Regions from separate parts of the Mus musculus genome. Here region 2 is linked to region 1. The links are chromatin loops, found by intact Hi-C in ENCODE. Cell type or tissue: left cerebral cortex. All regions are shown on one strand. Each heading gives the region's core, and the rest is flanking DNA. Links, peaks and the distances in the headings are about the cores only. Region 1 has its middle 62 kb from the start of Ap1s2. Region 2 holds the start of Ap1s2 (adaptor-related protein complex 1, sigma 2 subunit).

The links. A loop is a pair of places that touch in the nucleus more often than their neighbours do. Peaks named below come from ENCODE experiments on the same cell type or tissue, not always from the same donor. Only the 100,000 strongest peaks of a DNase experiment are listed, where the experiment ranks them.
Region 2: a loop joins it to region 1, with 20 times the contacts of the local background. A loop is called at or near these places in 4 of 42 quality-filtered maps.

What each region holds. Positions count from the first base shown.
Region 1 is chrX:163,838,510-163,854,622 of GRCm38, forward strand. No RefSeq gene overlaps it. Among named protein-coding and RNA genes, the nearest start is that of Ap1s2, 62 kb to the right of the region's middle. In left cerebral cortex, for the core only: no CTCF peak of the experiment used is centred there; DNase peaks (open chromatin) are centred at 8,585, 9,107, 9,738 and 10,229.
Region 2 is chrX:163,898,332-163,914,444 of GRCm38, forward strand. Ap1s2 (adaptor-related protein complex 1, sigma 2 subunit) reads left to right here and starts at 10,686. Exons shown (of 6, transcript NM_001290379.1): 1 at 10,686-10,942; 2 at 12,998-13,176. The coding sequence starts at 12,998. Gm52456 (predicted gene, 52456) reads right to left here and starts at 11,200. Exons shown (of 2, transcript NR_165469.1): 1 at 11,080-11,200; 2 at 9,779-10,967. In left cerebral cortex, for the core only: a CTCF peak has its summit at 10,695; DNase peaks (open chromatin) are centred at 10,647, 11,343 and 11,461; H3K4me3 peaks cover 2,278 bases; H3K27ac peaks cover 1,019 bases.

The sequences.
Region 1 (16,113 bases), core at 4,006-12,005:
AAACCCACAGGAGGGACAAGCTCAAGCCAGAGACAGCAAGACCAACTAACACCAGAGATAACCAGATGGTAAAAGGCAAGCACAAGAACCTTAACAACAGAAACCAAGGATACACGGCATAATCAGAACCCAGTTCTCCCACAACAGCAAGTCCTGGATACCCTAACACACTGGAAAAGCAAGATTTGGATTTAAAATCACATCTCATGATGCTGATGGAGGACTTTAAGAAGGAGATAAATAACTCCCTTAAAGAAATACAGGAGAACACAGGTACACAGCTAGAAGACCTTAAAGAGGAAACACAAAAATGCCTTAAAGAATTACAGGAAAACACAAACAGGTGAAGGAATTGAACAAAACCATCCAGGATCTAAAAATGGAAGTAGAAACAATAAAGAAATCAAGAAATCACAGAGAGAGACAATTCTGGAGAAAGAAATCCTAGGAAAGAGGTCATGAGTCATAGATGTGAGCATCACCAACAAAATACAAGAGATACAAGAGGGAAGATACCATAAAACACATAGACACCACAGAAAAAAAAAAAAAAAAAAAAAAACGCAAAATGCTAAAAACTCCTAGCCCAAAACATCCGGGAAATCCAGAACACAATGGGAAGTCCAAACCTAAGGATAATAGGTATAGAAGAGATCAAAGATTCCCAACTTAGGGCCAGTAATTATCTTCAACAAAATTATAGAAGAAAGCTTCCCTAACCTAAAGAAAAAGATGCCCATGAACATACAAGAAGCCTACAGTACCCCAGAGAGACTGGACCAGAAAAGAAATTCCTCCTGTAACATAATACTCAAAACACCAAATGCACAAAACACAGAAAGAATATTAAAATCAGTAAGGGATAAAGGTCAAGTAACATATAAAGGCCGGCCTATCAGAATTACACCAGACTTCTCACCAGAGACTATGAATGCCAGAAGATTATGAGCAGATGTCATACAGACCCTAAGAGAACACAAATGCCAGCCTAGGCTACTATATCCAGCAAAACTCTCAATTACCATAGATGGAGAAACCAAGGTATTCCACGACAAAACCAAATTTACACAATATCTTTCAACAAATCCAGCCATACCAAGGATAATAAATAGAAAACTCCAACACAAGGAGGGAAACTATTCCCTAGAAATAGCAAGAAAATTATGTTCTTTTAATAAAACAAAAAGAAGATGTCAACATAAACATAAATCCTCCTCTAACAACAAAAATAACAGGAAGCAACAATTACTTTTCCTTAATATCTCTTAATATCAATGGACACAATTCCCCAATAAAAAGACATAGACAACAAACAGAATGGCTACATAAAGAAGACCTAAAATTTTGCGCAAACAGAAACACCCCCCCCCTCAGTGACAAAGACAGACACTACATCAGAGTAAAAGGCTGGAAAACAATTTTCCAAGCAAATGGACCCAAGATGCAAGCTGGAGTAGCTTAATGTTGAATAAAATCAACTTTCAACCTAAAGGTATCAAAAAAAGATAAGGACAGACACTTCATACTCATCAAAGGTAAAATCTACCAGGATGAACCCTCAATTCTGAACATCTATGATTCAAATGCAAGGGCATCCACATTCATAAAAGAAACTTTGCTAAAGCTCAAAGCACACATTGCACCTCACACAATAATAGTGGGAGACTTCAACACTCTACTCTCAGCAATCATGAAAACAGAAACTAAACAGAGACACAGTGAAGCTAACAGAAGTTATGAACCAAATGGATTTGACAGATATCTATAGAACATTTTATCCTAAAACAAAAGAATATACCTTCTTCTTAGCACCATGGTAACTCTCGAAAATTGAACATATAATTGGTCGAAACAAAACAAAACAAAACAGGCCTCAACAGATACAAGAAGACTGAAATAATCCCATGCATTCTATCAGATCATCACAGATTAAGGCTGATCTTCAATAACAACAAAAATAATAAAAAGCCCACATACATATGGAAGCTGAACAACACTCTACTCAATGATAACTTGGTTAAAGAAGAAATAAAGAAATTAAAGACTTCATATAATTTAATGAAAATGTAGCCACAACATACCCAAACTTATGGGACACAATGAAAGCAGTCCTAAGAGGAAAACACATAGCTCTGAGTGCAGCCAAAAAGAAACTAGAGAGAGCACACACTAGTAGCTTGACAGCACACCCAAATGCTCTAGAACAAAAAGAAGCAAATAGACACAAGAGGAGTAGAAGGCAGAAAATAATCAAACTCAGGGTTCAAATCAACCAACTAGAAAGAAAAAGAACTATACAAAGAATCAACCAAACCAGGAGCTGGTTCTTTGAGAAAATCAACAAGATAAACAAACTCTTAGCCAAACTAACCATATGGCACAGAGACAATATACGAATCAACAAAATCAGAAATGAAAAGGGAGACATAACAACAGAATCTGAGGAAATCCAAAAAATCATCAGCTCCTACTACAAAAGCCTATACTCAACAAAATTGGAAAATCTGAATGAAATGGACAAATTTCTAGACAGATACCAGGTACCAAAGTTAAATCAGGGTCACATAAACAATCTAAACAGCCCCAGATCCCCTAAAGGAATAGAACAGTCATTAATAGTCTCCCAACCAAAAAAAAAGCCCAGAACCAGATGGGTTTAGCACAGAGTTCTATCAGACCTTCAAAGAAGAACTAATACCAATACTCTTCAAACTATTCCACAAAATAGAAGCAGAAGGAACACTATCCAATTCATTTTACGAAGCCATAATTATGCTTAAACCTAAACCACACAAAGACACAACAAAGAAAGAGAACTTCAGACCAATTTCCCTTATGAATATCAATGCAAACGTAGTCAATAAAATTCTCCCAAACCTAATCCAAGAACACATCAAAACAATCATCCATCATGATCAAGTAGGCTTCATCCCAGGGATGTAGGGATGGTTCACTATACAGAAATCCATCAATGTAATCCACTATATATACAAACTCAAAGAAAAAAAACACATGATCATTTCATTAGATGCTGAGAAAGCATTTGACAAAATCCAACACCCCTTCACGATAAAAGTCTTGGAACAATCAGGAATTCAAGGTGCATACATGAACATAGTAAAAGAAATATACAGCAAACCAGTAGCCAACATCAAACTAAATGGAGAGAAACTTAAAGCAATCCCACTAAAATCAGGGACTAGACAAGGATGCCCACTTTCTCCCTACCTATTCAATATAGTACTTGAAGTTCTAGCCAGAGCAATTCGACAACAAAAGGAGGTCAAAGGGATATAAATTGGAAAGGAAGAAGTCAAAATATCACTATTTGCAGATGATATGATAGTTTATGTAAGTGATCCCAAAAATTCTACCAGAGAATTCCTAAACCTGATAAACAGCTTCAGCAAAGTGGCTGGATATAAAATTAACTCAAACAAATCAGTAGCCTTTCTCTACTCAAAGGATAAACAGGATGAGAAAGAAATTAGGGAAATGACACCCTTCACAATAGTCACAAATAATATTACATACTTTGGTGTGACTCTAACTAAGCAAGTGAAAGATCTGTATGGCAAGAATTTCAAGTCTCTGAAGAAAGAAATTCAAGAAGATCTCAGAAGATGAAAGATCTCCCATGCTCATGAATTGGCAGGATTAATATAGCAAAAATGGCCATCTTGCCGAAAACAATCTACAGATTCAATGAAATCCCCATCAAAATTCCAACTCAATTCTTCACCGAGTTAGAAAGGGCAGTTTGCAAATTCATTTGGAATAACAAAAAACCCAGGATATCGAAAAATATTCTCAACAATAAAAGAACTTCTGGAGGAATCACCATCCCGGACCTCAAGCTGTACTACAGAGCAATCGTGTTAAAACCTGCCTGGTATTGGTACAGTGACAGGCAGGTAGATCAATGGAATAGAATTGAAGATCCAAAAATGAACCCACACATCTATGGTCACTTGATCTTTGACAAAGAAGCTAAATCAATCCAGTGGGGGGGGAAAAAAAGACAGCATTTTCAACAAATGGTGCTGGTTCAACTGGCGATTAGTATGTAGAAGAATGCAAATCTATCCATTCTTATCTCCTTGTGCAAAGCTCAAGTCCAAGTGGATCAAGGACCTACACATAAAACTAGATACACTGAATCTAATAGAAAAGAGAGTGGGGATGAGCCTGGAGCACATGGGCACAGGGGGAAAGTTTCTGAACAGAACACCAGTGGTGTATGCTCTAAGATCAAGAATTGACAAATGGGATCTCGTAAAATTGCAAAGCTTCTGTAAGCAAAGGACACTGTCAATAGGACAAAATGGCAACCAACAGATTGGGAAAAGATTTTTTACCAACCCTATATTCAATAGAGGGCTAATATCTAATATATACAAAGAACTCAAGAAGCTAGACCCCAGAGAAACAAATAACCCTATTAAAAAATGGAGTACCGAGCTAAACGAAGAATTCTCAACTGAGGAATGCCGAATGGCTGAGAAGCACCTAAAGAAATGTTCAATATCCTTAATCATCAGGGAAATGCAAATCAAAACAACCCTGAGATTCCACCTCACAGCAGTCAGAATGGCTAAGATCAAAAACTCAGATGACAGTAGATGCTTGTGAGGATGTGGAGAAAGAGGAACACTCCTCCATTGTTGGTGGGATTACAAGCTGATACAACCAAGTGAGGAAATCAGTTTGGCGGTTCCTCACAATATTGGACAAAGTACTACCTGAGGACCCAGCTATACCCCTCTTGAGCATATACCCAAAAGATGTTCCAACTTGTAATAAGGACACATGCTCCACTATGTTCATAGCAGCCTTATTTATAATAGCCAGAAGCTGGAAAATACCCAGATGTCCTTCAACAGAGGAATGGATACAGAAAATGTGGTACATTTACAAAATGGAGTACTACTCAACTATTAAAAATAATGAATTCATGAATTTCTTAGGTAAATTGATGGAACTAGAAATATCATCCTGAGTGAGGTAACTCTATCACAAAAGAACACACATGGTATGCACTCACTGATAAGTGAATATTAGCCCAGAAGTTCAGAATACCCAAGATACAATTCACAGACCACATGAAGCTCAAGAAGAAGGCAGACCACAGTGTGGATACTTTGGTCCTTCTTAGAAGGGGGATCAAAATACCCATGGGAGGAGATACAGAGACAAAGTTAGGAGCAGAAACTAGTATATGCCCCAGTACAGGGGAATGCCAGGGCCAAAAAATGGGAATGAGTGGGTAGGGAAGTGGGAGGGAGTGTATGGGGGACTTTTGGGATAGCATTCTAAATGTAATTGAGGAAAATACGTAATAATTTAAAAAAAGAAAAGAAAAGAAAAGGTCATCCAGTGACTGTCCCACCTGGGGATCCATCCCATATACAGTTACCAAACCCAGTCACTATTGTGGATGTCAACACGTGCTTGCTGACAGTAGCCTGATATAGCTATCTCTTGAGAGGCTCTGCCAATGCCTGACAAATACAGAAGTAGATGCTCATAGCCATCCAGTGGACTGAGCACAGGGTCCCCAATGAAGGCGCTAGAGAACAGACCCAAGGAGCTGAAGGGGTTTGCAACCCCACAGGAGGAAAACCAACCAGTACCCCCCAGAGCTCCCAGGGACTAAACCACTGAACAAAGAGTACACAAAGAGGGACTCAAAGCTTCAGCCACATATGTAGCAGAGAATGGTCTTGTGGGACATCAATGAGAGGAGAGGCCCTTGGCCTTGTTTAGGCTCGATATCCCAGTGTAGGGGAATGCCAGGACAGGGAAGCAGGAGTGTGTGTGTTAGTAAGCATGGAGAGGGGGGATGGGGTAGGGGGTGTTTCATAGGGGAAATGAGGAAAGGGGATAAAATTTGAAATATAAGTAAAGAAAGTATCTAATAAAAATGAAAAAAAAGAAAACTAAAGGAAATCAAGGGAATGGTTCATACCTTGTTTCTCTTTAAAAGTCACTAAAGTCATCCATAATGTTAAAAAGTAAAAATAAAATAAGATAAAAAAGAATTCTTACTCTTCTAGCAGAAGACCTGAGTTTGGTTTCAAGGTTCCATGTGGCACCTCACCAACACCTATAACTACAAACATCACAGGATTTGACTCCTTCTCCTGACTTCTGAGGACTCCTGCATGGACACTACATTTACATACACCTAGGCACACACACATACACATAAAGTTAAATAAATATTTAGAGAATAATACTTGAGATGCTCTAGACATGGTGATGCATGTCTGTTATTTCAACATTTGGAAGGAGAAGGCAGGAGGATCAGTTCAAAGCCAGCCTTGGCTATAGAGGCTCTCTCTCTCTCCTCTCTCTCTCTCTCTCTCTCTCTCTCTCTCTCTCTCTCTCTCTCTCTCTCTCTCACACACACACACACACACACACACACACACACGAATTGACTAACCAAACATTCAGGTAAAGTCTAAATTTTGGTACATTGGACCAAGAAGACATTTCTGCAGCTAGCCTTTAAAGCAATCCTCTCTGCTGACACAGTAGTTTCTGATCGTCCCAAATCACCCTTCCAACTCTGAGCTGGCTCCTGTTAGCTATCCTGCTCTCTTCCACCAGATAAGACCATTTGACAGATGGAGTAATGACTTTGAGAAGTTATCTTTTGATTAGCCAGAACAAATCCTCAATCGGGAACACTGGCCAGGTATTTTTCAAAGCATGGGAAAATAACAGTATCATCCACAGCTGGCACATTCTTGGTCCCCTTGATGCTCCAAGGTAAGAAGAGTCCATAAAATATCAGGGAAATACTAGCAAAGCCTTTGGGGGGGGAGTGAATTTATAATTGAAAGTTTTCCTGAGAACAATTCCCTGCAAGGTTATGACCCATTTTCAAGGAGCTGTGGGACCATCTGATGTGCTTTGACTTGCTTTTCCATCCTTCTTGTCCATATGTTAGTCTCAGGGTCAGTGAAAGTGGAAGGAGAAGGAGGCCAAGGGGGAAAAGTAAGTGAAGGCAGGAAAGGGGAAGTGGAAAGAGGGAGGGAAACTGTGTGAAAAGAAGGGGAGGGCAATAAGGAGAGGAAAGAGGAAGGCTAGTGGTCATGGATGTGGGGATGAGGAGGGTCAAAAGTCACATAGACTGAGCAAATAATGACATTTGCATAAACTATCTCACTGCAGTCTCATCCTTGTGAGGAAGGTCATGAAGCTTTGACCTGACAAAGAGAAGTTTGTGAGAGCTGCCATGTGGCTTAGTAGTCGAGTGCTTACCAAAGTCAGGCATGAGATGAGACCCAGGCTTTAATTGCTGACAGCAAATGACGGGGGACCTTAAAACCACAGTCAACATATGACTTTCTCAGGGTTTCCACCACTGTGATAAAACGCCATGTCCACAAGTCCCTCAGAGAGGACACGTTTGATTTGGTTTACAGGTTACAGTCCATCACTGACAAATGTCAGAGCAAAAATCCAAGGCAGAAACCCGGAGGTAAGAACTGAAATGTTCTTTCAAAGGAGCCTCGTTTGACTTCTAGCACCTATGTGATAGCTAACAACCACCTAGAATTCTGGTTTCAAGAGATCCGACACTCTCTGAGGCCAGAGACTCCACAGACACTAGACATGCAGGGGATGCACTTACAACCATGCAGGCAAAACATACACAGACGTACAAATAAAGCTAAAAAGAAGAAAACACATTTCTACTGATTCAACTGTACAGCCACAGAAAAACTGGAACCAGGAGACTCTAATCTAGGGCTGGTAAAACAAACCTCCAAGTATCTCATAAGAATATTATAAGGCCCTTTTTAAAATCTGAGTTGGGTCTCACACTAAAGTCGAGACTGGCCTCGGACACACTGCAATCTTCCTGCATCCATTTCCTGGGTGTTGAGATTAGAAGCATCAGCCAGCATGCCCAACTATAATGGAATTTAAGAAGAGATTACAGCAGTGCATACCTATGGGTTCAGTACTGGGCAGGCATGAGTTCAAGGCCAGCCTGAGCTACATGGTGGGTACTAAGCCAGCCAGTGGTATATAAAAACATCTTGTCAAAGAAAAGAGTAGAGGAAGGATTAAAGAATTTTTTCTATGTATTTGAAAGGCTAAGAAATGGATATAGATGTAAAAAAAAACCCTCATACCTATATTTGATTATGTCTTATTCTTTCCCCTGAACATCTCTCTTTCTAATTAATCTCTGTGCTTAAGAGCTATCTTTAAAATGTCTTTTAATAAATCTCCAAAGAAATGGCCAAATAACCTGTCTCTGGTTCGTTCTGACCCCAGAGAGGGTATCACATAAAACCAAACAGGAGGCAGTACAGCCATGGAGCCAGGGCTATGTATGGGTAGGGTTCTAAATCCTTGCTTGTATCATTCCTGTGCTCTGATTAGAATGCCCCCACAGCATAGGTGAAGTCCCTGTCTGCAGCTGCTCCTCAGTGTTCACTGGTGTTCAGGTCTTGAAGTGAAGGAGAAAACGGGAGCTTTCAGCCTTTCTACACAACCCATCCCAGGCTCCCACTGTGGGTGAGCAGTCACAGGGAGGCAGAAGAAGCAAGGCACAGATGATTCATCATCTGGAGTCCTTCCAGGAAGCATATGGAACACTCCCAGAGGTAAGTGATAAGATTTCATAAAGATCTCTCTATAAGGCGAAGGCTAAGGCTGAGGGAAACTAAGGAGACATCCTGTAGTAGCGTGGGGTTAGCAACTCCTATAAAAAAAAGTGGGAGAGGGTGGCCCAGATACCACAGCCATCAATATAGGAATAAAAATGACAATCATGGGGATTAATTCCCTTTTGAAATAGGGTCTCACTGTGTAGAGCAGGCCAGCCTCGAGCTCATAGAGATCTGCCTCCCTCTCTACCTCCCACGTGCTGGGATTTAAAGGCATTGCCCTTCCATGCCAGGCTATGATGTCTAATCTTGATTGTCAACTTGGCAGGATCTAGACTCACCTAGGGGACACCCTCTGTCTACACCTGTCTGTGAAGGGGTTTCTACATTGGGTTAACTGATCAGGGACAACCCTACTCTAAATGGGTGGCAACATTGTGGAGGCTGCAGTCCAAACTGAATTTAAAAAAAAAAAAGTCAAACCACATGACAGAATTCATCCACCTTACTTAGTGACTGTGTATGGGTACAATGTGGCCAGCTGTCTCATGTTCCTGCTGCTGCATCTCCCCCGCCATGATGGACTGTGCACTCAAACTTCCTTGAGTTGATTTTGTCAGATAATCTGTCAGAGCGACAAGAAAAGCAGTGCAACAGCCCACCAGGAGGCAAGCCAGAGTCAGGCAGAGTCGTAATAGATGATCTGTCATTCTCTCCTGCAATGTCCTGTGGGAGCTGTCCATTGCCAGAAAGCAAATAAGCCCAAAGATATGGTCCATGAAGCAAGGCAGAGAGGGATGGGAAGTGGACATGGAGGGGCAGAGAGAGAATAGTCAGCATAATCATTGGGAAATTGTGTGTAAGCAAGAACCTAGCTATGAGGATAGTCATCACAGCATTGTTTGTAAAGGCAAATATGTGGAAATTACCTAAATGGGGAAAGGGGAAAAATCTGTGATACTCACAGGGGGTCAGAGGCTGTCTTGCCTATTTTTATATACAAACTCCAGCAACTGGAATGATTTCTTCCACAGAAAGTACTCATTAAACATTAGAAATTCGGGTGTGGGGGTATGTTTCCTGACACAGAAAAATGTTCAAGACTCAATTTCTAAAACAAAAAGAAAAGGTCACAAAATTATGTGGTAATGAGCCCATTTTCCTTCTGAGCTTGCATAAATACAGGATGATGGTTTAGGCAAGAGATAGAATGACTACTAATGTTCCGAATGAACAAGTAAGACTGTTTTGTTTTGTTTAGGGTTGGTGTGTGTTTATTTTGTTTGGTGCTGGGATGTGTGTGTGTGTGTGTGTGTGTGTGTGTGTGTGTGTGTGTGTGTGTGTCCACGTGCATGCACGTGCACACCATTTGGCTTCTGACTTTTCTGTACTATACAAAGATAGCTTTGGTAATCAAATAATGCGTCTTTTCCCTCTTTTATTCATAAACAGTGTTTGTTTTCTTTTCTGTTTCCTGTGTAACCTCTTGAGCCATAACCTTGAGAGTGGCGGCGGCAGATGGTGTGGCAGTCATGTAGATGGGGGTGGGGGGGAATCCCACCATATGGAAATCATGACTCACGGCTTTCAGCTTTAACATCTTTCTGAGTGCCCAGGACCAAAATACCAAAGAATGCCGGGGGCCTAGGAAAACCTGCTGTTCCCAAGGCTGCAATCCTAGGAAGCTTCCAATGAGATTACAGTCTGAAAGATGACATTAAAGGATTTTTTTTTTAATTTACTCATTAATGCTTTGACAATTCTATGTGTGTATAATGAATTTGAGTCATAGTCTGCTACTCCCTCTTCCACCACCTACTCCCGCTGAACCTTTTTTTTTTCTTAACAAGTCCTCTTCCTACTTTCTTGCACGTTGTTTTTGTTTCTGTTTTGGTTTGTGACCCACTGAGTTTAATTAGGGTTGCTTGTATGAGCATGCGTGGGGATTATTTACTGAAGCAGGGGCAAGTTATCAGTGGCTACATCCCTGATGATGATGTCCCTACCCCCAAAAGCCATTAACTGTCAATAGCTCCTCAGGGACACTTGAAAATATTTTTAGGCTGTAGAGGAAGCAAGATAAATAAGCAGGAAAGAACATCACTGCTGGGGAAGATGTCTCATTATCAAGTAGCAGAAAGGAGAAACCTTCAGTTTCCTGTGTTGCTTTCATCTCAGCCATAAATAACACTTTCCTTTTTTCTTCCTCAATTGCCATCCTCATCTTCATCCCCATCATCACCAGCAGCATCAGAAATACCATTACCAGTGTAACATCTTCCCCAAAGTACCACCATTATCATTAGCTCTGTTCCCAGTTGTAACATTCCTAAGAACAATAAATATGGCATCTGGGTGTATATACTGGAACACTATTCATAGGGCCCTTTGTAGTTCAGTAAGTAACCAAGATGGATACATTATTATCAAATGAGAAAGTAACATGATGCTTGCAGGCTAATATACTAGATGAAAAGTTTATGAAAAATTAAAAGGAAGGGTAGGAACTTTGAATAATGTACCACCCGATATGCTTATACACATTTATTTGCAAATTTCACACATTCTTTTATTATAGCACAAGGTTACATGCATGATAACATACACATGAATTAAAAGCTTTCTCTGCATATTCTGCATGGGATACCAAGCACTGTCCTGAATGACAGTATTACAATCTTAAGTCTTAGAAACAGACTTAGAAAGGAGCCAGAAACAACTATAGAAGATTAAATACAGGTGGAAATCAAGCCTTGGGTTTAGATTCCTAACTGAGCCCCAAGTCTCCTATTTAAGAAGGTACACTACTGTCATTCCAGCGTACCACCACCAAGTGACCTTGAGCTCTAGTCATTTACCATGGGTGGGTTGAGCAATGAGTAACATTTAAAGAAAAGCTAACCTTGACAATTACTAAAATGCACCAGGTAGTTCCCCATTCTTGCTACTATTGCTGTTTAGCCTTGCTATATTAAATTACTGTATTTTCTTTCTAGGGAATTCTTGGAACAAAATATGGTTTCAGAGGGCAGAGGCAGTATGTGCCTGTTCCCATCACATTTGGAAATTGACTTAATATCAAGGCTGGCAGAAATTCTCTCAGTTATCCTGGAGAGTCTGTTTTGCATCCCTAGGGAGACCTGTAGAATACTTTGGGTCGCTGGTTATTACCAACAAAAAAGATGGGAGGAAGGAGGAGGCATCCTTGTTGAGTCTCCAGTCTAGTTTCCTTTTACAAGTCATATATATTGATGTCATCATTTTTGACCAAATTAAAAGTTGTAGCTAGAAACAGTTATTATCAATGAATATTACCCCCCCCCACACACACACACATCACCTCTCAATGTGACAACTTTATGGAAAGTGGTCTGATGACGTTGGGACTCAGAAAACAATGCCCAGCGGGTAGCACTTTGGTATGGTGATGGATCATATTGAAAGAGCTTGAAAAGCAGCAGCTATAAGGATGGGCTTTCTCATTAGCTCCCCTAAGTGCCTAATGGCCAGAGCTTCCAGAAGATGTTCAGTGGCTCATAATCCCTTCCTCTAATATTTGAACAGCCAGAAAAAAATTGACAAATGTGACACAAAGACTAGAGTCGGTACCATAGCCACAGCCCAGACAGATTTTGTCCCAGATCACTGTCTGTTCCTGAGGGACCTTAATCACATTCAAAAGTCATTTATTCCACCTCTAAATTGCCTACACCCCCACCACTTCCTTCTCACCTATGAAGTGACTGTCAATTAGTTACGAAATCATCACTTTACTATGATGTTCTCATGCACGGAACCAATTTGTATGGTCTTTCCCCTGTTCTGTTGGCTGTTGCTTTCCATAGACTTACATAGTAGCCTCCTCAGAAGATGGAAAGGTTCCCTCCAATCCCTACAACAAAGTCAAAAGAAGAAAAGCTTCGGAGTCATTCAGGCTTCCTCTATCTGAATGTCTGGCATTGAGCAACCCAAGCCACTTCTCCATTATGAAAAGCAGTTGGTGAAATGCCACAGAATCTTTTAGGTACCAGCTTCTTAAACTGTAAGCCTGCACCCCAGCTGAAGTTGCATAACTGAATGGGAAGGCATAGAATTTTGAGAATAAAGGGTTTCTGAATACACAGAGACCAAAAACCTAATTTGAAATAATATGCAACATGAATGCAGAGTGTCTCCAGCAGTGTTCACCCACCTGTGTTCCATTGCACAACTTCACTGCGGCCTTGGTTCTGAACAGGCATGTGAACACATCAGCACTTCTCATACTGCACATGCTGTCATGCCATGAGACATCAAGGATGCTTCCTGAGACATCTTGGTTCAGAGCTGAGGCTACTGCACACTATGAATTTCAGTGTCTTCAGTCCACACGCAACATTTTCTGCCCTTTAGAGAAACACAACAATTTGATTAGAGAAGATAGACTTAGTATTTCCCTAATATAATTCCTTAACATGTAAGTATCCAGTAAGCGTAATTATGCATTGTATTGTGTTAGAATTATTTTAAAAATTGCTGATTGAGTTGCTGACTTGAGTTTCATTAAAAAAATAATAATCCAAAGGATACATGACATATCTCAGCCATATTCTAACTATATATTTATGTGAGGTAGGATTCTGAGCATTGATGATTATAAAAAATAAAATAAAATAAAATAAATATCCCTCATCTAGGGTTCCAGCCTAAAGACAGGAACAAAGGGTGCTTGGTGGGAATGGATGAAATTGGTGGTATGATTCTAGGGTTCCTACTAGAAGATGGGGAGATAGGAGGGAAAGCAGAAAGGCAGGTATGTAACATGTATTCTCCAGGCAGGTCACAGGAATGGGTAGAATATTGTCCCTGCGTGTCCAGTTTTACCCACATCTGTCTGGGTAAAGTTGGCAATGTGACTCTCGTCCAGCATTATGTCCCTGTAGAGCTTCCTCTGAGCATCATCAGGTTACAGCTGCTTCTCCCTGGTGAAGTCCACAGACAAATCCCTGGACTCCACCAATTTGCTCTTTGAGTCTTGTAGGGCTGGGCAATCCCAGCACAGTACCCAGTGGTCGCCTTCCTGTGAACCTCCAAACTATGGTCCTGCCAAATAGACACGGTATTAAACTGACTTCTAACAACTTACATTTCTACTCATTGATTAACATACTTCTCCACCCTCATCAGAGAAGCTTCTTTTGTGACTGATAGTGATGAACAGGGAAAACTGCAACTGGCTGAGGTGCAAAGAGTATGAGAGTGCTTAGCCTTAAATGGAAATTCTGTATCCCAAAGCTCGGCAGTCATTTCTGAAGAAAAGGTGGAAGAGCCAGAGGCAATGGAAAACTACAAAGAAACAGTGGCTTTTGGACACAGCATAGTGATAGCACACGCAAGACCTGTACATGTTCAAGCCAGATAAAGTCCCAGCATGGAGAAGGGAGGAGGGCACAGACTTTCCTACCCCTAGTTGAAGAGCTACTGACAAGTGAGAGCTGCCAGAAGACAGCTGGTCAGTTTTCTTTAAGAATGTGGCCCCTGGTAGGGGAGAGAAAAAGAGAAAGGCCACATATCCAAAAATATGTGGGTAGCACATATTGGACTTAATGGATTCATTTTTTTTTCAAGTACAGAAAGTTGTGTGGGCAGAGAGTGGGAGTGGACCTGGGAGGAGTTGGGGAGGTGTGACTACAATCAAAACGCATTGTACAGAGTTCTCCAAGAATTAATACCAAAATTTAAAAGGTATTCTTCAGCTCTGAAAAACATTAAAACAGCTCTATGCCATGCAGTATCAAACCTTTGTAGCAATAAGCAAACATACCCATCTCATTAGTATGCAAATTTGCTTTAATCATTGATAAATGGTAATATGATACGTCTACCAAAGAATTGTTTTGGTTTTGTCAACCTTTCCTCAAGAATGGTTGTAAGATATATTTCTTTAAGATTTGTTAGCAATAAATGTTTGACTTTTATACCTATTTTATAGACCTATATATCTGGAATTACATAAAAATTTCCTGGCTGATAGGGAGTCCTGAATGTTTGAGAAAGTTTGAGAAGTCCTATTTTAGAATCATTGTGCAGTGGTGACATTTGTGATGCACGAGGCACGGGATCCAGACTCAACATTCACTTACTTGGTCCTGCTAGTAGATGTGAGCCCATGAGGCAAATGTTAAATATCACATTCTTGGAGATGGAGAGATGCCTTAGTTGTTAAAAGCACTTGTTTTCACAAGTTTCTATCACCTAAAATGCTTTGACTGAAAATTGACTTGCTAAGTTACCTGTGTATGCTGTTCTGGGATATTTCCTAAAAAGTGATAGAAACTTGTGAAAAGCATCCTAAATAACCACAGGCTGAGCCAGGTATGGGATGTTTGGAGAAGAGGAAATTCTACTTGGTTATTGGAGATCTGGTTAAAATGCATATTCTCAGCTCAGTCCTACATAAGACATCTGTATCCCCGATTCAACAGGCTCGGGGACCATCTCAGAAGAAGGACCAGGAAAGAACTGAGGATCCAGAGAAAGTGACCACATGTTGTGGAATACTGCCTCCTAGACATGACATGATCACTGTATTCCTGAACTCTTTGCAGCTGTGATCTCCCGTGCAAGACTTGCATTAAGATAGAAGATACTTGTGACCCTGGCTCAACATCAACACATCAGTGCCTTCCTACAACTGAGAGACACAGGACCACTATTGTTTTTTTTTGTTGTTTTGTTTTGTTTTGCCTACAAATAAAATGATAGTTAAATTTCTTCACTCTCTCCTGTCTAGAATTCATCTGGGGATAATTTCACATTGTGACCCTAGCTACCCCAACAGCTATCAAAGTGCCTGAAAACAGATCCTGGCTTCATTGATCTCTAATCCAGCCTTGGAAGCCAAAGGGGAAAAAATGAAGAGGATCCCAAAGGGTAATCCCACTAAGAGAGTCTGGTAAACCTTGATTTAGACATTTTTAAATCTTCTTTTCTGGCTTCTCCTGGTTCCTTTCTTTGAACCTGGAAGGCTAATAACTCTTGCCTTTACTTTTCCTCACATCTCTCTCCAGGAACCAGTCAAGGACTTCCTCCCCTTCTTATACCTGGCAGTTATACAAATAAAACCACTGATGCTCTTTGGGGGTCTTTTAGATAGGTTCACTAAAGGGTTATCCCAATAGCCACACCCAATACCTTAATTTACCTAAAAGAAGTGAAATCAGTTACCATTCCAACACTCTAATGGCAATAACAGTGTCCTCTTCAGAAAGGGAGGGATGAGAATGGGAGGGAGAGATTAGACAGTCAGCTCATGGCAGGGATCCCAAAAGCAGAACAGAAGGTCGAGAAATGTTTTTGGTTCTCTGGCCAGGAACACCAGAACGAAGGCCCAGTTTCTCATCTCATCAATTAGTACCCCTGCCTAAAGGCTGTATGTGTGGGTGGGGACTAGAACTTCAGTCCAGACATCGACCCTTTCTAGTAGGCCACTTTGGATCTG
Region 2 (16,113 bases), core at 4,078-12,077, 60 kb after region 1:
TAATGGTACAGTGTAGTGCTTGAGGATTGAACGTAGGTGGCCAAGCTTAGCATCAAGTACCTTTATCCACTGAGCCATCTCTCTAACCCCAAATATTTCATCAAAGGTAGAAAATTATTCAATCAAAGAAAACTATTTTTAGAGAGCCTCATATGATCAGGTTAAGACTATTTTGATAAGCTCTCCACTTTCTGGTCAACTGGTTGGCACCTTAATTACACCTTCAAATTAATTTCTTGTGAGTTGTAAACTATAAATCATAGCAGCAATCAGATAGGAAATGTGTAAGAAGCAGCTGATAATTCTATCTGGCATGGTACTTTCAGATATATTGTGTACAAACTTCTGGAATGATCTCATCTTCCAACCAGCTCAAAGGTGCCGATGGCTCTTAGATCTCTAGCTGCTGACCTCATGCTGTAGTCTTTAGACCTGTACCATCCTATTGTTCTATTTAGAGGCCCTGTGTGATTCAGGATGTTGAAAACCAAACCACCATCTTGGCACCAATGGGACTTCTTTCTAGGCTCTTTCCCTTAAAGCATTTCTCAGGGTCATCCTTGATTTTATGCCCCTATGCCCTGCTGCTATAGCTGCCTTACTGTCCCCATTGCTGTGACTTAAGGGAAGAAGGATTTACTTGACTCATGGTTCAAGTCTCTCATGATAGGAAAAGCATAGTGTTCATAGAAGTGGGAGTGTGTGCCAGAGACTCTTCACATCTTAATGGATAAAGAAGTGGGGGGGGGGGCTCACACTCAGCTCTTAAGATTGTTCTGCTTTTTGTTCAGAGCAAGGCCAAGCTCCCTAAGTTAATCTTTGCTAGAAAATCCTTCACTGACTTCACTAAAGATGTGCCTCAAGTATGTTCTGGGTCTTGTCATCTTGTCTTATCTTGTCTTGACTTGTCTTTCTTTCTCTCTTTCTCTTTCTTTATCTCTTTTTTCTTTCTCTCTCTCTATCTCCTTTTTCCTCTCTCTCTTTCTTTATCTCTTCTCTCTCTCTCTCTCTCTCTCTCTGTGTGTGTGTGTGTGTGTGTGTGTGTGTGTGTGTGTGTGTGTGTGTGTGTCTGCGTGTCTGTGTGTCTGTGTGTCTGTGTGTTTTGAGACAGGGTTTCTCTGTGTAGCCCTGGCTATCTTGGAACTCATTCTGTATTCCAGACTGCCCTGTACTTAGAGATTCTTCTGCCTCTACCCCCTGGTGCTCAGATCAAAAGTCTGTGTCACCACACCCAGCCTATGTATGGTGTTTCTTAAGCCAATCAAGTGGAAATTCAAAGTAACCCCCAGGGGACCGTATATCAATCAATCCTGTCTTCAAATTCTCAAACCTACCTTCATCTCTTTCCTCTCAGCTCAGGCTACCTCCACCTCTCACATGAATTGTTCAGCAACCCCATAATGTATCCCTTAGCCTTGACCTCTATAGAGCACATTGCAGGCTTTTACGGTAACCTCCTTTCACTTCCTTTTAGCAACCTGCATTCTTTAGCCCTGGCTCCTGGTTGTGATATACAAATTAACCACCAAGTATACCCAGACGAGCTGTAGAAGGTAGAAGTGATGTGTCATGACCTGAGGGCCTTGCTTCTGCTATTTCCGTTGGCAAGCAGAGTTATGGAGCCAGTCGGCCCTCAGAGGCTGCTGTGGAGGGAGCCCTGTGTCCACTAGCTACATGAGTGAAAAAGGCACTCAGTTTCCTGGAGGATTTCCAGACCAGGGCAAAGAAGAAGTCTTGGAGCCAGGCATTATGTGGAGACGGTCTTAATATTCCAGTTCACTGATCACAGCAGAAGCTACAGATCTCTGACAGTCAGGTTTATTTATTCTGAAAGTTTTCTTGGAAGCTCAGCATAGATTTTCCTCCCCTAACTATTCCAATCATTTTTATACCACTTCTATTTATATCCAGGAGGTGTATTTTATCTGCACCCGAACTCTGACTGCTGCATTGCTACAAACAGCCACATCTCACCCACTGTGATGTCCTCAAACTCTAAAACTCAAAATCGATGATAGCACTACCTTTCTTTAAGATCTTCCAATAGCTCCAGTATCATTTTATCAACTTTGAACATTTGTGTTTTGCAAGATATGTTTTTATTTACTTGTGTGCATGTGGTATGTGTGTGTGTGTGTGTGTGTGTGTGTGTGTGTGTGTGTGTGTATCTGTGCAGGCGTATGTTGCTTGTGTGCAAGTACCCTGGATGGCCAAAAAGGCATTGGGTTATCTGGAGCTAGAATCACAGGCATAGTGAACATGATATGGGTGCCAAGAACTGAAATTGGGGTCTCTGATAGAGAAGGAAAAAGAAATAATAATAATATAAAATAAACATAAATAAGCTAAAAATGAAGAATTTTTCTATGAGAGTGGCTGTGGAGATCAGAAGAGAGCTTTGTGGATCCTCCTCTGGAGCTGGAGTTACAGGCCCTTGACATGAGACCTGGGATCCAAACTCAGGCCCTCTGGAGGACCAGAAAGCACTCTTAATGACTCAGCCATGTCTCCAGGCGTACATCTCAACATTTGAATCTTTTAACTTGAGCCTTTTATAAGCCTTTCCAGACTTATATTTGTCAATTCACTCTCTGGCCATATTTGTCTTCATTCAGGTCCCTAAACCTGTCATGTGCCCTGTCTTTGTCTCAGTATCTGCTGTTCTCCCTCTCACCCTGTCTTCTCTTGGCTAACCCTCATTTTATTTCAGTTTGGTTTAAGGGCTGTGTCCCCCAGGGAAGCTTCTATGACCACACCATCCATCGTTATCACCCAGACCCTAGGTTAATGCCTTCCCATGTCCTCACACAGCATCCTCTCTCCTACCTTTGAAACACTCCACTGAATTGTGATTGTCAATTGTAAACTGAGACACCCCCACTCCCAATTAGGACACATTAAGGGGTCAGTGTCTAATTTACTTCCTAATTCTCACTACTGAGTGAGTGCCTAGCCCAGAGTTGAATGTTTAAATTAGATGAATTAATAAAAAATGGAAGCTTTTATTTTATTTTATTTATATATTTTGACTGTGTTAGGAACCCAACCTAGGGCCTTACACATGATGGACAAATAACTCCTCTACCACTGACTCGCATACTCAGTCCCAAATTGTGGCATTTTAAACAGAAGGTCTAATCTTTATTGCATTTGTGTCTTAGGAAAATATACATGCAGAAAAGGAGCTCTGCTGGATCAGTTAGAGGGAAGAGGCTGAGATAGAAATCCAGTTTGCTGGTCTAATGGAGTGCGGTATTCCTGGCAATAAAAGGGAGACTATTTTAGAAAAATGTAATATACAAGAACTAGAACCAGAGGGCTGGCTCAGTGGATGGGTAAAGGTAGGAGAGAACAGATAGATGCCCATAAGTTGTCCTTTCACCCTCACACGAAAACCATGGTATACGCATTCATGTGCACACGCGCGCGCACACACACACACACACTAACCATAAATAAAAATTAAAAGTCATAAAATGGCATTATGTCTTAACGTTTCGAATCCATTTCATTGACATTTTTGGATACCTACTCTGTGCAAAGCATTGGACAAAGTTATGAGGCATTACGATTAATTACTAAGACATCCTAACCTGGTGGGTGCAAGGGTTTTTCTTAGCAGGCTGGAAACCTAAATACTTTAACATCAAGCAGAGCAGTCAGAGATGGTGGAACTGAGCTTTATGTTTTGAGGCTTTGTGGGCTTTTAAAGTTCTCATTTTCTTTGTCTAGAGTTCATGGGCGAGTAAGCAGTGACATTAAACATAGTGTACCTTGGTGGGAAGAGCATTGCCTGTCTGAGAAAAGAACACAGGGTTCCTTGATTCTTCACCTCCCACTGTCTGGAACAAGTTGCTCAACTTCCTTTTAATTTTCTCATTTGTAAGATGAACTTCTAAAATGAAATGACCTTTAAATTTCTATTATTTTATATATTTGTCACATTTAAAATATGAAGCAGCTCTAAAACTTTTGCAGTCATCTGATTAGAATGTCAGTACAAATGAAAAACCACTAATATCACTTTAAGTGTACTAACATTTCCTATAACGTTTAGAAGATAAGGTTGTAACATGGTCACAGATGGCAGGCTTTGATTTCTTGATTCTAAGAGATGGATAATAATAGTTACCTTTGCCAGTTTAGGACAATTGGCTCAAATGTGCTTCACACTCCACTTTCTCAGCCCTTCTAGCCTTATGATTGATTTTCTTTTTATTTTGCTTTTATGTATTGCCTAATAGGAATGCTAGTCTTTGTTAGAGGAATGCAAAGGAGTACTTCAAATAAGTGGGCTTTTTTTTTAAAACCTGCTTTGATAAATGAGTCTTTTTAAATTCTGGACTCAGACCATGTGACAAATGTCTTCAAATATCAGTGGAAGTTAGATATATGAAGGCACACAAAAAATAGGATTAGAATCATTGAAAAGAGCTATTTCATCACCTGATCTTTTCTTTGTAACTAGGCATGCAACAGCTTATGAGAGTGGTCAGAAATGCTAGCGGCTGTAACAGATGAGCCCAGAAAGAGCAGTGACTTAAAATAAGGCCATCTCTCTTTCGTTTACAGTACAATTGTCCGCAAGAGTGATGGTGGTGCTGATACCTGCCTGTTCCATGCAGTCTGTCATTCAGGACAGAGATTCAGTTATTCTCCGGCACAACCTTTGACCTCCAAAGATGCCCAATTTGTTAACATTCAGATGTCAAAAGCAAAGTTTAGGAGTATGGGACGGAGAGGTCTTACTTTTTGAATGTTTTGTGGAGTGGTGGCAGGTTTTTGTTTTCTTTGTTGTCTTTTTGACACGGGGTCTTAGCAAAGTAACTCTGGCTAGTCTGGAACTCACTGTATAGACAAGGCTGGCCCCAAATTTAGAGCTCTGCCAGCCTCTGCCACCCAAGTGCTGGGGATTAAAGCCACGTGCCACCGTGCTCTGATGTTTTCTGAATGATTTTTGTGACTAGTCTTGGTTCTGTTTCTGTCCACATTCAGTTGGACTGACCTCAGCAAGACAGGCACACGTATTTGCAGCAGAGGTTGAGGAAGAGGATCTACTTGTGTGCTAATGAAGAAAAATGGCACAGTTTGATTGCCCCATGCTAGTCTTTGGGCTCTGCCTTTCCCATGGATATTGCTTATTTTTTTCTACACGTTCCCTCTCAGCTGCCTCTTTTCTACCATGGCTACACTTGCTGATAAAATATTTCAGAGTTGATACCAACGTGCCACAAATAGTTGGAAAGCAGAATCAGAGTGTTGATATTCATCAAATAAGCGTGGTTTTCATGGTGCAAGCTTCAGGTTTCTCATTTGTGCCTTAGAATCTCAGTATGTCACTTCATACAGCGTAGATAGTGACCATATGTCACTCTGGATGGCACATAGATTTAGCTTCAGGTTCATAAAACTAGGAATATTACTTGCCTAATGTTATCAGGTTTAAGAGGTCAATGATTAAAAAGAAATCAGGCTTCCACTTTCCTTTAGGCCATTTATCTAGGAAATTAAATCATAGCTGCTGACTTTAAGAACCTTCCTCTAAGATCCGTAGCTTTTATTTGATGTATAGCAGTATTTCTCAAAATATGGCCCCTAAAGTATTATCAGTTCTATGTGGGAATTTGGTAATACAATTTTTCAGGTCTCAGTTCAAATTCTGTCATATATATAGCTTTTGCCGCAGTTTAGGTAATATGGCCCAGTAATCTGCACAAGTCCTGTACTAGAGTATCCTAGAGCCACTAATCCAGTTATTTAGTAGAGTTGGATTGGTGAGGGGAAGTATTTCAAGAACCAAGTCTAAACACTATTTCTTTTTTTTTTCTTTCAGCTTTTGTATATGATCTCTCTCTCTCTCTGCGCGTCTGTCTGTCTCTCTGTCTCTCTCCCCCACCCATGTGTGTGTGTGTGTGTGCATGTGTATGTGTTGGGGGTAGCATGTATGTAGAGGTCAGAGGATAACTTTGCTATAGTCCCAGCAGTCCTCGCCTTTTACCTTGCTTGAGACAGGGTCTCCTGCTTGCCTCCGGGCACCAGGGTAGCTGGCCTGAGAACTTCCAAGCATTCTGTCTCTGCCTCCCATCTCCCCCTAAGGACTGCTGAGACTATAGATATACACTATCTCTTCAGGCTTTACGTGGGTTCTGGAAATTTAAGCTCAGTTCCTCATCTTTGTACAGCAAGTTCTGTACCCACTGAGCCATCATCCCAGAAAACAAACAACAATCATAAACCTCCTTTTTTCTCATGCTGCTGTGAATTAAGATGTAGTAAATTCCCCAAATGAAAATATTGCTGCTCTTGAGATATCACAAAAGCACCTTTCAAAAATGTCAGTCATAAATATCTAAAGTTCTAATGAAGCATGTCTAGTGGCTTGTTTTTAAAAATGTAGTCATATATGTGAGCTATGATTGTTCCTTTGGCCATCCATGGCTTGTCTCCAAGTGATGAGCATTGAGACTCACAACTATAATCCCAGCAGTAAGAGTAACGAGGCAGGACTGCTGTAGGTTCCAGGCCAGGCTGGGTCAGTGAGTTCAGAGCCAAATGTGAGATTGTGAAAAAATAACTAAGAAGAGAAACAGAGAGATAAAGGAAGGGAGGAAAAGAAATTGTCAGAATTGTTTGCTTAAGGACATAGCGAATACTGAATTTATCTTTATATCCCTATTGCCTTCTAGCAAAGATAGATTAATAAGCATTTATGTTGAATGAATGAGTAGTCATCTAATAGATTCAAGTACCTTTGACTACTGTTCTGGAGTGGGGTCAGTTATTTTAATCACACTTGGGTGCTTTATTCTATTTAAGTATTATTAAAGAATTCTGACTGCCTTAGATATAGGGATATCCTTTTCTGCAGCTTAAGATTTTATCTATCAAGTATTAAGACTAATACCTCCAACTCCTCTGACAGACACAGAAAAGACTTTCCATGAAGGCTGTGCTGTTCCATTTCTGGAAATGTCTATAAAAGATCTGCTACTTCGTGTTAACATTTGCAGTGACTAAGCCAGGCTTTGTCCCCTGGTAGCATTGATATTTGGAGCTGGGTCATTCTTTGTTGTGGGGCTACCATGTATGCTGTAGGAAGCTCCTCTGAACTCTGTTCATCCACTGGATGGCTATAGCACCATGGACTCCAGGTGGTGACAAGCCAGATATTACAGGTACTGTCAAGGATACCCTTATCCCAGGAAGAGGATAACCTAATAATACTTTGTATAGAAAGAGCATCCGTTCTCCATTTTTCTCTAGCTCACTGTTGAGGCCTCTGGCAGTGATAGAACTATTTTTGAAAGGATCTAGTTTACAAACATTCATCATTTTATGTCTGCCCTCCCTCCGGGACAACATTTTTTTATCATGAGATATGCAAATTTATAAACTCTAAGCATCATTTTTTGCACATAACTTATATACTGATTTAATGCTGGATTCTATTATTGGTAATTTCTAAGTAATCTAAAGGCTGGCTAAAGGAACTCCGTATAAGTCAGTACTATAGAATGCATCTCTAACTAAATGGGTTTTAGCTACTTTAGGATTTGTCATTTAAAAATTGAAATAAAATATACTAATCTCTCTTGTTACATTCTACCTCAAGATTCTATCCATGGAAATCCACTATTGTTTCTGGAGGTTGCTTCCTAGAATCGAAGAAGGCTTCTTCAGCTTCTAGGCTTATTTCAGATATCATTTACTGCAACATTACTATAACCTCTCCTTACTTCTACTTGAATACCCCATATTTTCAATTTTTTAACTTTTTAAGTAAAAAGTATTCCAATATGTTGATAGTACACCCTGATATCCTTATTGACTTCATCATACGCATGTCCCATCAAACCATCCATGTGGTCACTTTTTAGTTATCTTTATAAATGTAATTTTACGTACAATGGTGTTTTGCCTACATGCATATCTGCACATCTCTTGTGTTCCTGGCTTCCAGAGAGGCCTAGAGCACACCCCAGAGTCTTCTGGAAAAGCAGCCAGTGTTCTTAACCAATGAGCTGCCTCTCCAGCCTCATGCGGGCATGTTTAAACACTGCACTGTTTTCCCCTTTTCATTTAGTCATATTTTGAGATGAAACAGACATAAAAATGTATGGGTATCACAAATTTAACAGGAAACTAAAATTATTTATTAAAACCTTAGATTTTATAGTATCCAAATTTTATTGCTAAAAAATAGCATCTCTATTTTACCATCGTGTCTTGTGTTTAGCATACATGACAGCAAAACAATTTTTGAAATTTAACAAACAATTACAAATTCTGGTTATTAATTTTTCACACATGATTTTGTATAGTTTTCCATAGTTGCATAAAGAAGGCAATATCACCTTGAAAACAAACACAAAGGAATAATAAGATTATATATTGACATGACAGATGAAAAAGGTAGTGGGTCAGAAGATTATATATATATATATATATATATATATATATATATATAACAAAGCCTACAATTTGAAAATGTGGAAATCAAAGTCAAACTACTTAATTACTAACAAAGATGGCAGCCGTGCTTCCTTTTGTCTTTCACAGTGAATGCACCATTAGCACTTTGAACTAAGACTGGGGAATAAACCATCTATAATCTACTGAAAAAGACCATCTGCTTCTATAAATTTTGTTCTCATATACTTGCCAAAGGAAGAGAACGTATTAACAAAATAATGGGCCCTGCTCTGTTAATTGTAGGTTGTTTGCAGTTTTGCTGTTGGTATTAGAATTTAATAAGCCATTCCTTCTGCTAAATTAATAAGCAGCCAAGATTATGTAATAGCTGCTTTCAGCTGCTAATTATTTTCCCATAATTCCTTCTCTACCCCCCAGCCCTCCCCACTTTCTCTCTCTCTCTTTTTGGCTAGGAACACAGAAATGAGACTGCCAATTTGCAAGTCTCCCATAATTTCCAGAGCTACTAACCAACATTAGTAACACATCCAATGAGTTTAAACTTGGGAGGTGGTGACTTAGGCACCCTGAGGACGTAGGTGTTTTGAACACAAAAAGGAAAGGCAGTGTTTAGAATTAGAAGGCCGTTTTTCATTGTGTAATATCATTGCTATCTTTGAACTGGCTAATGACATCTGTTTCTTGTGAGAAAGTACATTGGCATTTTAGAGGCATGTTTCAACAATAAACAGAGAAATTTGGGCCGGGGACCTAAAGACCTACCAAAAGCCAATTCTGCTTTCTATTGACCACTTTAATACTCCAGTATATTTCACTCACACACGTTTGTAGGAAACTTTCCAAGCAGCATAGTATTGCTGAAAAGGGGAAAGTATTCTAGTTTTATTTTTGCTAAACAAAAGCATATACAAAATGACCTCAAATTCCTAACGTATAAGATCCTATTACATTGGCACTCTAAGACATAAAAATGAACATTGATGTCTAATAAGGGGGTTCTTTACATTAAGTAAACACAGCTTCGCTAAAAGTGTAGCATCTTTTTTTTCTTACATTAGTTAATTTACAATTCCTGTTTAGTAATCTCTGCAAAGAAAGGCATGCCCAATGAATACTCTGTTCTGGCTTTTGTTGTAGGGACAGAGGTGACAGTAGTAATGAGTAGCATTTGACAGGGGAAATCCATGGCTGTCCAAGCAAGGTCACCTAATCCTGTGGATCTCCATTCCCCTTATCTATAAAAGATGAGTTGAACTCGATGATCCATCCATTCCACCATTCAAATAAAACACAGACATCCATCATACGCCCAGACTAAGTCAACATTTCAGCTTTTTAACAAGTCTATCATCATTTTATAATTTTATTAGACAACTCACATTTATCAGTAGTGTTAAAACCAGGCAGAGAACTAGGTTGTTAAACGAATAAAATCCAAGGTGCGCTAAACAGAAGCATGTGGGTAAAAGAGGAATTCGTTGTTCCGGGGCTTTAGGGTGAGGCTTTATAGATGTGACATTAGAGGAAGGACATGCCAAGGCGAGCGAGTCATCAGCCAAGGCTAAACTGGAACCCGGGATGGGGAAGGTGCGGGCGAGACCGTGAGAAGGAAGCGGGATCTAAAAGGACTAAGCGCTGTCTGGATTTTTTTTTTTTTTTTTTTTTTTTTTTTTTTTTTTTTGCAGCAGAGAGCGGACTACAACTCCTCCAGTCCGCCGCACTGCTGGGGGAAGCAAGCCCTGAAGAGAGGCTCTAGCAAAGCTTGTGGCGAGAAATGTCTAGGTTAGCTGGGGCTGGAAAGGAGGGGCCTCCCTGCAAACGCGGGCACGAGCACCGCGACAGCGCTGACTTGTTTTCCCCTGAGTTGCAGCACTCCTGTCCTTGGCTCCCACCATCATCGCCGACTGTCACACCTCCCCGCCCAACCCTCTGGAGACCCACGGAGTCACTGGCGCTCGGAATCAGCCCCTTTGCGGTGCGGACCATCCTTTAGCCTGCACCACGGGGTCAGCTAAGGGCGCCGCGGAGCCCCATCACCCTGCCACGGAAGGAGCCAGGACAGCCGCGCGCGCCGCGTCCCGGCAGCACAGCCCGAAGTACGCAAGCGCGCTGGCCACAGCCTAGGCCGCTTCCGGGTCACGTGGCCAGACTTCCGGCCCTCGCCACGCCTACCCTGCGGTTATTTGACCAATCGGCTTCTCGTTCTTGCCGGCAACAGCGCTCACTCTAGAGGCGGTTGGCGCCCCCTCGGCAGCTTGGCGCGCGGTCTCCGGTCCGCCTCTCCGCTCGCCGCAGCCCGGGCTCCTCCTCCGTCCAGCCTCCAGGGCGGGATCTGTCGGCTCGCCCTACCCTCGCAGCCTAAGCCTGCCCTCCACCAGACGGGTCCCCTCCCCGCGGCACCACGGCTTCCCTTCCACAGCACGGCGACGGGGGCTTCCCCTCAGCAGCTGCCGGCGCCTCAGTCTCCGCGGCCAGCCCAGCTCCGCCGCGTCCGCGGCCCGCCGCCGCCGTAAGTGCTGAAGGAGTCCGCTGAGCTGGCAGGGATGGAAAGAGGGAGTGATGGCTGGGACGCGCCCCCCGCCGCCCCGTGAGCGCCCCGACGACCCCACCCCGAGTCCTCCCGGGGCGCCGCGCCCCGAAACTCACTTCTGCCGGCGGTAGCGCTCCGCTCTCCACTCGGCAGCGCGCCGGTGATGCAGGGGAACCGGTCCTAGGTTCCGCGGGGACCCCGCGGCACCTGTGGTTCGCTGATCGCCTCAAGTTTGACGGGGCGTTTTGGGGAGGGGCTGGGGTGACGGCGACCGAGGACTTGGCGCCCCTGGCGGGCCAGCGGATGCCATTGTCTCTGCTCCACTCCTTGCCGGTCACCTCGCCCAGCTTTGGGTACTGATGGAGTGTAGTCCCGGGAGGAGGGGAGGCGTCCGAGACTGCGGGACCCCAGGGATGCTGGACCAGAGCCCACTCCAAGGCTGAGCTCATTGTTGGGTTTTTTGTTTTGTTTTGTTTTGTTTTTGTTTTAATACCAATCTGGAGAAATTGTTGTCCCGGGATTTGCGGCAAAAATCAAAGCGAGGGAAAAGGAATACTTGTGCCGCGGGTTTCGTCCCATGTTAGCACATCATTTGTTTTGAGGAAAATGCTTGGTTTCTTCGTCCTCCAAAGTGGTAGGGCGGATACTGGACCCCGCTACAGATAGCCTAGAGCACACCCCAGTCATTAGCAAACCATCTCTCCTGGTCAAGATTTAAGAAAACCGATCGGTCCCTTCCCCAAGTTCTGATAACGGTTTGCGTTCAATGTCCAGTTCTTTCGATGCCGTTCTTTTCGATGCCGCTGTCTTCAGGACTTACAAGGGTGGCACTTTGCTCTCAATGAATTATATAGTGTTGTGTGGGGTAATAGCCAATTTTAACTTTATTAAAGTTAAATGGCTACGCCATAAATATCCGGATGTTTTCTTGATGCCTTTTTGGGATATTGCGAGGTGGATTTCCTGTCTAGAGCCAATTTGATTTTATATTAGTTACGTAAATTCCTCCTCCGGGTGTTCAAATTTAAGGTTGTGTGGTGAATATTAAGAATCGCCCTTGGGTGGATCTTACTTGCACTGTCACTGTTAAAGGAACTTAAAAAGGTTAAAACAAAACACCTATCCAAATTTTACCTTCAAATTAGCTTTACAATACAGCTCGCTTTTACCAGTTGAATTATAAAATACATGCCTTAGAAAATATAGACTGACCAACAGACATGCAAATACTAAGTAAATCAATGCAAATTAGCTTCGGTATAAAACATACTCAAATCCAGCATAACATTCAAATGTGGTTTTTGTTTTAAAAGAAGTATTCTGTGCACTGTCCCAAAAATTTGTTGTTTTAAATTAAATATCTTGTGTCTCGATATGAGTAACTTTGAATAAAGCTTTTTAAGCGTGTATTCTCTTTTACATACATTAACTCAGTTCTTGAGTGCTTGTTTGTGTTGGATTTTATGAAATGCAAACATAAAAATCGGGCTTTTGTCTTTAAAATGTGTTGTTTGTGAGATCTTTTTGATTAATATTGTGATTTTGCTTAAAATATGCTAGCATAAATTGAAGGGAATGCTTTAAATGACAAGCAGTTTTTCTGCAAGAAATTCAGCCTGGAACTAGAATAGCCTCAGGGTGAAAAATAGTAGGTCTCCTCTTCCTAGACATGTAAATCAACATCCTAAATCAACTACCTGATGTCTGCATTTGCCTTTAATGCACATAGAGTGGTGGAGTGTGGAACAGGTAGAAAATTGTTTCTTGAAATTATCAGAGTTTTTGTTCTTCAAAATTTTCACTCCAGCTTACCACCTGTTCTGATTTCCACACACTCTTCCACACTTACCTACATATAGTAAGATCTTTCCAATAGAATTTCCTGCTATTATAACCTGCGTAGAAATGTTGATGGCTTATTGATCATGTGTCAGGGTGTTTACTGTACCCCCAAAGCAGCTCTGAAACATCATGTGATCTTGACTGTTGATCCTAGGTAATTGTATGTAATTTTGATTTTATTTATTTTAACAGATGCAGTTTATGTTGCTTTTTAGTCGCCAGGGAAAGCTTCGACTGCAGAAATGGTATGTCCCACTGTCAGACAAAGAAAAGAAGAAGATCACAAGAGAACTTGTTCAAACCGTTTTAGCACGGAAACCCAAGATGTGCAGCTTCCTTGAGTGGAGAGATCTGAAGATTGTTTATAAAAGGTATTTTTGTTTTTTTTTATCAGAAAGGTAAAATACTGTCAAATATTAGGGTTATTTCTAATGAGGAAATTGCAGACTTTTATGTCAATAAACAAAGATTAATAAATATTAAATGAAATAAATTTAAAGGAAAACTTTCCATTTAAAAATAAGTAACTGCTATTTTGATTGCTTGCCTTAGGCTGAAGCAATAGCAGCAGGGAATCATTTTTAAATTAATTATATAAAAAAGACAGACAATTATTCCTGCTTAATCACCATTTTAGAAAAATTTAGTAAATTCATTACTGGGGTAAATAGGGTATTTTAAATTTTTAAGTACTTCGCTAAATTCTTGCATGCATAGATAACAGTGTAATAATTCCTTGTTATAACAAATCTATAAAATAATTACTGATATTTGGTATTTCTTTTCTGACTTTTAGAATTAATCTTATTCATAAAGATCCTGGACACATAGACCATCTCAGTATACAGATGTTTAAATACTTTGTGTATATATAGAATGTCTTTCCTAGTAGCATTTATTAATTTAAAATAGACTTTTTGCTGTGAAGGAGTTATGTTTAGATATGATAATTTTACCAAGGATAGATTTTTTTTAAAGTGATGTTTCAAAATAACTTGTAAAAAAATAGCTTTTTTACACAGTTTTTTCTTTAATGCTACATATCTTTATTTTGTTGGTAACCAAAAGTTTTCTAAGCAGTTTAAAAGAAATATAATTTCTTCTTTTATAGGATTTTTTTGAGGGAACATTTCCTTATTTCTTCCCCATTTCTGGTCCCCTTTGAATAATTTACTGAATTCAACATAAAAGCATTTCTTCATATAAAACATGGTCTTGTATGGGGAGTACTCAGAGAACAGTATGCAATTCAGTGATGGTGGAGAGAAGTGTAATTTTCTATCACTATATTTCAAATATGGGTGTGTTTTATGGAAGAGGTGGCAGGGGAAAACAGAGATTAATAGGACATTGAGACCATTAGACTTCTTCTTTCATAGTAAATTTCATCAGCTTGGGTGATTTTTGTATCCAATGTTTGGTTTAGTATTTGTTGAGAAAGATCATACATAGCATTTGAGAACTGGAAGAATCCTTAAGAACACACTTACAATCTTTTTGCCCAGGGTTAGAATCTTGAATAAAGCAAATAGAAATAGAATTGCTTTTGTGGAATCAGAAAAAGGAACCTTGTACTCTGGCTCAGTTGGTCTCTGCTCTCTGCACAAGAGACAGGTACTGGATTTGAAAAAACAGTTTATTGTTCAAATTTCAATTTATAAAAGATGAGAATTTGTGAGTGGTGACTTGGCCCAAGGTCATATACTAGTGATGGGCTTTGGGCTACAATCTAAGTCTTAAATGTGGAGGCAATAGTTTTAAATAGGTGTGGAAAGACATAGAGATCAGATTTGCATTTTCTGCAAAGAGTGCAGTAAAACAATGGCTGAGGAGTGGGCTGAGACTGGCACCTGCAGGATCAGTAGGGGACTGCATGATGATTGGTTCCTGAGCTGAGAGGCCAGAAAGACCTCTGAGAGACCTGTTACCTAGGAAAGGAAGTGGAGTCACCATGTGGCCTTTTATTGTTCCCTTGTTCTCTGATGGGATGGGGTGGGAATAGACATGGAACTTGAGGGTGGAAGTTAGACATAGCATAGCAGATAATCAGCAGGTGGAAGGGATAAAGAAGCAGCCGAGTGTGTCAGGTCAGTAAAGTCATGGAGGCAGAGCGACTTGAGAGTAAGAACACTAATGCCAGGTTTACATGAAGGTCACTAAGACTGAGAGCTCTTGGAGTCTTACGGTGAGCGTTTCATGCATTGACTGTTGCCAGAACATTTTCAGTGGAGTAGAGACAGAACTTTTGATATAATGAGGCAAAGGTGGAGAGGTGGAGAAATCAAAATAGCATGTATAGAGAGTATATAGGAGAGCTTTGCCAAGGCCAGAAGAGGTTGTAACTACCCATAGACATGAATTCTGGATTCCTGGACAGGGTTTATAAAAGGTGTGAGAAGTTTAAGCTTATTCTAGATAGTGAAAGGAGTCCCCCGTGTGGAGGAGGAAAATTCTAGCAAGAGAACAAGCCCATGAATGGGCCATTCCAAGGAAAGAGCAGGTTGGGGTGCACAGACAGCTGCCACGCAGCCCATCCCTGTCCATCTGTCCATCTCCCTACCTTTTTCAGAATTTCAAAAAGAACTCCAACCTGATCTGATAATTAGATCAAAGATTTTTTTCAAACCTAATTTGGACTTAACAAAAAGGAAAAAAGCTTTATTGAGATGTTTTGTATTCAGAAGACAAAATGTATAATGCTTTTCTTTATCCATATCACCCTGAAAACCTCATCTGCTAGCCACTTAACTGTGTACTTTGTTATTATCAGGTGATGTGCTTTCCCTGTTCCGACTGGAAGACCTTTTAAGCCAGAGACTTTCTACTGAGCGTCTAAGAAATTCTGCGCTAGCACTTGAACTGTTCCTCTTAGCGTGTTTGTTATGCCGCCCTTGTTCCCTGAGCATTTGCCATGCATGTTTTCCCTCGTGAGAGGAAGCACCGGCTATTACAATTACTATTCATAATCTCTGCAATAGAATGATTTGGGTAATATCGTTGACAATCTGAGGACTTGGGTGGTGTTGCCATGTGCCATTATCTAGTATTTTGACTTTGACTATGCTGGGCTTTGCCTTTGTTTCCTCATCTTTTAAGTAAGTGCTCCTGAAGCTCGCGTAGAGCCAGGACACTGTGTGCCGAGTTTGTGCAGCATTTCAGAGGAGAGGCAATTGAATTTTGGTCTTTTAAGACTAATGTTAAAATGCATCCCCATGTTACCAGCTTGAGAATTTGTTGAAGGATACTTAATGATTTTCTTTACTAACAAAAGAAATGTTACCAACATACTAGTGGGTGTTGAGAATTGT